2 separate regions of the Homo sapiens genome follow, and region 1 is linked to region 2. Evidence: read pairs that join two places in POLR2A ChIA-PET (ENCODE). Cell type or tissue: OCI-LY7. All regions are shown on one strand. Links, peaks and the distances in the headings refer to the core of each region. The heading gives the core; the rest is flanking DNA.

Evidence for each region. Peaks named below come from ENCODE experiments on the same cell type or tissue, not always from the same donor. Only the 100,000 strongest peaks of a DNase experiment are listed, where the experiment ranks them.
Region 1: POLR2A ChIA-PET joins it to region 2 with 5 read pairs; 18 of 35 experiments call an interaction of 5 or more read pairs at or near these places.

The regions. Positions count from the first base shown.
Region 1 is chr4:99,553,379-99,556,301 of GRCh38, forward strand. TRMT10A (tRNA methyltransferase 10A) reads right to left here. Exons shown (of 8, transcript NM_001134665.3): 5 at 2,768-2,842; 6 at 407-556. Among named protein-coding and RNA genes, the nearest start is that of TRMT10A, 9.2 kb to the right of the region's middle. In OCI-LY7, for the core only: no CTCF peak of the experiment used is centred there; no DNase peak of the experiment used is centred there.
Region 2 is chr4:99,803,563-99,806,485 of GRCh38, forward strand. No RefSeq gene overlaps it. Among named protein-coding and RNA genes, the nearest start is that of DAPP1, 12 kb to the right of the region's middle. In OCI-LY7, for the core only: no CTCF peak of the experiment used is centred there; a DNase peak (open chromatin) is centred at 1,129.

The sequences.
Region 1 (2,923 bases), core at 144-2,643, 250 kb before region 2:
CATATTTAAAAACTAGTTTAAGTTCCAATGGCTTAGCAATTGATTAGCAGCAGAATCTTCTATCAGTAAAGCATAGACAGCATTTAAGCATGTGGACTCCAGAGCAATCAGCCTGGTTTCAAATAGCTGCTTTGTCACCTACTACTGTTGATTTTAGACTTAATTTCTCTGTGCCATGAATTCCTTACTTGTGGAACGTAAATAATAATAGCACTAATCTCACTGGGTTGAGTGAAGATTAAGCAAGCTAACTTATGTGAAATACTTTGCTTAGCTCAGAAGGTGACTGACATATAGTAGGCACTCAATAAAGATGAGCTATCATTAGTATTATTGTTACTTTCAGGAAATGGTGATATATCAATTTTAAGAACAAGCAAAAGCAAAAATAAAAATTTAATAGTACCTTGTGATGGTTGTGATCTACTAATCCTCCAATCACATAGGCCTTTGATTCATCTAATTCCTTCAGTATATTAGGTGAATCTGACGTAAGGTAAATCAGGTCTTCTTTCTTTATGAGTTCACTATAGTGCTCTGGTTTGATATGGATATCCTTTAAGACAACAGGGAAAGAGGTTACTAATTAATAAGACCTTATGAAAGTTGGCTAAAAATGATTATTCTCTTTTCCCAAAACAAATCCATTCAAAAATATATGAAACAAAGTTTGAAATAATATAATTACAATGCATTATTTTGAATTTACTACATCAATTTCTTATATCTCACACTTTGATCATTTAAATAGCCTCTTAATTTTATTTCCTCCTTGTTGGCCTCAGACCCCTCCAACCTACTTCCACACACTGATAGCAGGCTCATTTTCTAAAAACACTACTTTCAATGTTTTATCTTTTTCTGTGGGATAAAATCTGAAATCCTTAATTTAAAAACTCTTTCCTGAATATGGCAGTAATCTACTTTTCCAACTTTATTTCTGTTCCAACAAAACAAACGCATTTTTACTGCCACATATTTGCTCACATTGTTCTATGACCAAAGAATGCCTTCTCCAATTACTTCCTCTCCATCTACATGAATCATGAAAGGGAAATAGCTGGCCACGTGCGGTGGCTCATGCCTGTAATCCCAGCACTTTGGAAGGCTGAGGCAGGTGGATCACAAGGTCAGGAGTTCGAGACCAGCCTGGCCAACATGGTGAAACCCTGTCTCTACTAAAAATACAAAAATTAGCTGGGTGTGGTGGCGGGCTCCTGTAATCCCAGCTACTCGGGAGGCTGAGGCTGGAGAATTGTTTGAATCCCGGAGGCAGAGGTTGCAGTGAGCCGAGATTGCACCATTGCACTCCAGCCTGGGTGACAGTGCAAGCGACTACGTTTCAAAAAAAAAAAAAAAAAAAGAAAGAAAAAAAGAAAAGGAAATAGTTTATAGATTTAATTAATTCCATGTATCTGTTTCTACAAAGAGACACACATTTGAAAACTTCTTCACCAAAATTGTCAGGTCACAGGTACAAAATTGAACAATAGCTGGCAGTCATGATTTTGTAAGCCACATTGACTGCATAAAAGATGTATCACCAGGCTCAGATGACATTTATCCATAATTTTTAATGAAACCAAGAATGAGGCAAAAGAACTCTCTCCTAAAATGTATAATTAATAAATAGCCAGTTTTCTGGAAAATGTTATATTACAAATTTAAGGCCCCAAGAGGAACCTGATTAATTAGAGACCAATGAATCTCAAGTCTCTCTGGAAAGGTGATGGTATAAATGATAAATTTAACAAGTCGCAAAATAACTGAAAACATGCCTCTTTTAATTTATTACACTAGTTCTTGGAAAAATGGGCACAAATACAGGATTTGGTAAATATACTGTACTTAAAAACTTAAAAGCCTTTGAAAATGTTTCATATCATAGGCTATTAATAAAATAAATGCCTTTGTTATGGAATTAGTGAGTGTGAAAGGGAAAGTGTGTCACTGAGAGAACTGACTTTGAGAAAGAAAAAAGGTATAGGGATAACCCAGTACTTCCCTAAATAGGATCAAGTTCCTCAGGGACTGGTACCAAGGCCAATCTATTTAGTCACCTTTACCAATGACTGAGAACAATTTGGTCCAATAGAAAAAACTGTGAGGCCACATAGGCAATTTTAAATATTCTAGTATCCAAATTTTAAAAAGTGAAAATAGGTGAAATTAATTTTAACAATTTATTTTATTAATACAGTATACCCAAAAGTTTATCATTTAAACATATAATAAATATTTTAAAAATTACCTAGGAGATATTCACATTCTTTCTCTTTTGTGGTACTGAGTCTTTGAAATCCAGTATGTATTTCACATTCATAGCACATCTCAATTCACAATTCAGACTGTCACATTTCAAGTTCAATAGCCACATGTGGATAGTGGCCAGCACAGAGTAAGAAGAAACAGAATGCAGGCACACTTCCAAAATTTAGAGTGACTTCATTTTTATAGGTAACATATAATGTATAGCTAGTATGTTAGGGAGAAATGATATAAAGGCCCTTAAAATTATTTCTTTTTAAAAATACGTTTTAAAAGTTGACCATAAAATAGGGAAGATTTAATGAGAACAAATACAAGCTACCAGATGTCTCACTCCCTTCTTCAGCATCTCTGATTTGTAATCTTAGACTTAGGTTCAGAGATTGCATCTGGAGATTGTTGTATTAAGTAGCATTATATAGAATTTAGGTACAAAATGTAGACCTTTAGAAACATAAAAATACTTGGAATTATGTGAGAGTTTATCTGTTTTAATTACCTTCCAGTTGACCCATCCTTTGTCATTTTCATCCATGTTCTTTTTCAGCTGGCCTCCGTGGCTTGTCAAGTAAAACTGATAAAAGATTTGTAAGTATAGAAAAAGAGAACAAATGACCATTTAAGTCTAATATTTTATTTCTCTCATCTACTTATC
Region 2 (2,923 bases), core at 183-2,682:
TTTTTGTCCTAAAAACTTTTAAACAAAGATTTTTCTCTGACACTTTCAAATTTCCTGAAGCTGGGCAGGCAGGCTCATGTGGCTTGTATTTTGTTTATGTGCTTTTACAATTCTAATTATAACCCTTTGGGGAGCCGTTCTGCAAAGGGCTGTCTGTATAAAGGAAGAGCTGGATGTGTGACCCTCATGTTGGCAAGAATTGATCATACATGTCACTTGGGGCTGGATGCAGCTGCCACAGCTAATGCTCAAATAACCCCGGGACAAAGACTCACCCCAGTACATTGTTACATTTTATTGAGTGCTTAGGAGAAGATCTGATTAAAGCAAGGTGAATGTAGTGCTGTTAGAAATTAGCTGTCTCTCCAAGTTGATTTAGGGACACCAAAGTGTCCCTCAAAATAATCCCCTATCTTGTTCTCTGAAAATGGTCCAAGTCTTTTATTCTATAATTAAAATGTCAAGTTTGGAATCTAAAAATCCCCGCTAACATCATACTGAGCCACCTTTTAAGAAGAGTGTTACCGATGGGTCAGGGAACTGCAATCAGGAGACAGCAAACCGTCAAGCCCCTCAGAAGGAACAGCTTTGCAGTAGGGAATGTATTTGCACATTTTGTTACTGGGCTAGTCCAATGAAGATAAAATGAATTTTCTCATTAAGAGAGCCATGAAGGAGCCTCAGGAATGCTTCTCCTCTCCCATCCCACCACCCCCATTTCACTATAGAGCCTGGAAGCTACCATAAACTATCATCCTTTTAGATTACGAACTACCTTTTGTCCCTCAGTGCCTATTTTTTGTCATTGTTTGCAAATATAGGTGGGGGGTTGGGGGGGCAAGGAGCACATCAGGGGTGCTCCCATACCCTTGCTTCTTAAAGTGGCCCAAGCAGAATCAACATCACATGGATGCTTTTGTCAGCGAGGCAGGTCTCAGGCCCCACCTCAGACCTATTGAATCAGAATCTGTTTTAACAACATCCCCGGATGATGTATATGCACATTAAAGTTTAAGAAGCACTGGCCACAGCTTAGAGTAGATTTATTCATTTTTTGGTTTGCACGTTGGGAAGATGATGTATCTTTTCTGGATATTGAAAGAGGATGTGAGAACACAAGAAACTGCAGCAGGCCAGGTGCAGTGGCTTATGCCTGCATGACCAGCACTTTGGGAAGCTAAGGCAGGAGGATTGCTTGAATCCAGCAGTATGAGACTAGCCTGGGCAACATAGCGAGGCCTTGTCTCTACAAAAATTTTTATTGTTTAATTTTATGAAACAATTAGCCAGGTATGATGGTGTGCATCTGTAGTCCCAGCTAATCAAGACGCTGAGGTGGGAGGATGCTTGATAGTGGGAGGTTGCTTGATCCTGGGAGGTTGAGGTTGCAGTGAGCTGTGAATGTGCCACTTCACTGAGACCCTATCTCAAAAAGGCAAGGCAAGGCAAGGCAAGGTAAGCAAGGCAAGGCACTGCATCCTATTCTATATCTTGGTAGATTTACTTGAATATTCCCCAAGGCCCATCAGCTTGTCCATCCTAGGCAAAGTCATTATTTGTTCGTATAGTTGCTGGATTAATACCCTCCACCTGCTAGTGGCCGGGTCTCAGTCCTTCCCATTCTTGTGTCTAAAAGTCTCCAGGAAAAAAGGGGGGAGTCTCTCACACACAGTCGGCCTCTGCCTGCAGCTCTGCTCACCTGCTGCTCTAGCTGTTGCTTTGTTCTTGGGGCAGCCTCTGCTTCAGTTCTCTGAGGCGTTAATGCTGCTGCATCACAGTCTCCAACCACCCAAATAGTAAGAGGACACATCCCCAACCTTCATGACCCAGGGCAGTTGCATGGTAAACTGATGTCACCTAGAGTTCTTTGCCATCTGCTTAATGGTCTCCAATGCTCACCTCCCTTTCAGGTGACAGCATTTCTCTTCAAATGACCATCTTTATGCTGGACAGGAGGCCAGGGAGTGAGAAATTTGAGAGAAGAAAAAGTGCAGATGGTGGGAAGTAGTGGCCAGAAGGCAAAGCTGGTCACCAAGTAGTGAGTGCTCTGTGGCGGAATTGAAGAGATTCAGCTCAGAGTCTGCCATTGATTTATTTCTTTTTAGATTCTTTTAGAGACAGGATCTCACTCTGTCATTCAGGCTGGAGTGCAATGGTGCAACCGTAGCTCACTGCAGCCTCAAACTCCTTGGCTAACATGATCCTACTGCCTCAGCCACTGAGCAGCAGGAACTATAGGCATGTGCCACCATACCTGGCTAATTTTTTAAAGCTTTTTCTAGAGGCAGGCTGTCTTTGCTATTTTGCTCAGGCTGGTCTTGAATTCCTTGCTTCAAGCAATCCTCCCACGTTGGGCTCCCAAACTGCTAGGATTGCAGGCATAAGCCACCATGCTTGGCTATGTCTGCTATTTAATGTTAAGTTTTTATGTAAGCTGTGTTATAATGCAAACTTTCCTCCATTTCTCTAAGCAAAACTTTAGTCAAGTCTGCTATCCTTGACCGTTTGACAAGACAGCTGCACTTAGAGGCACCATGTCTACTGTTTGGTCAGGTGGTACAGAGAGAAGAGAACAACCTCACAAGGCACGCTGGCTGACTGGCTCAGTGGCTTAGATGTCAATGGAAGCAGGAAGTAAGAGGAACAGAAACTATGATATTGTAAGCCCCCAGAATTCATGGAAATCTCACTGGATTGTCAGATCACTGGATTGGCCACAGCATGTGAGATAGGGAAGCCTGGAGGGGATATTCTTTTCATTAATTAAAGGAAAGGGTTAGGGGACTTGGATTCCCTCAACCCAACAGGCTGAGGTGACTTGGATCACTTAGGAAGCAATAACACTACTGAGCATCATCATGCCCTTTCCTTCCAGGACACAAAATCTTGCTAGAGAGTAGGCAAGATTAGGTTGAGTTAAGGC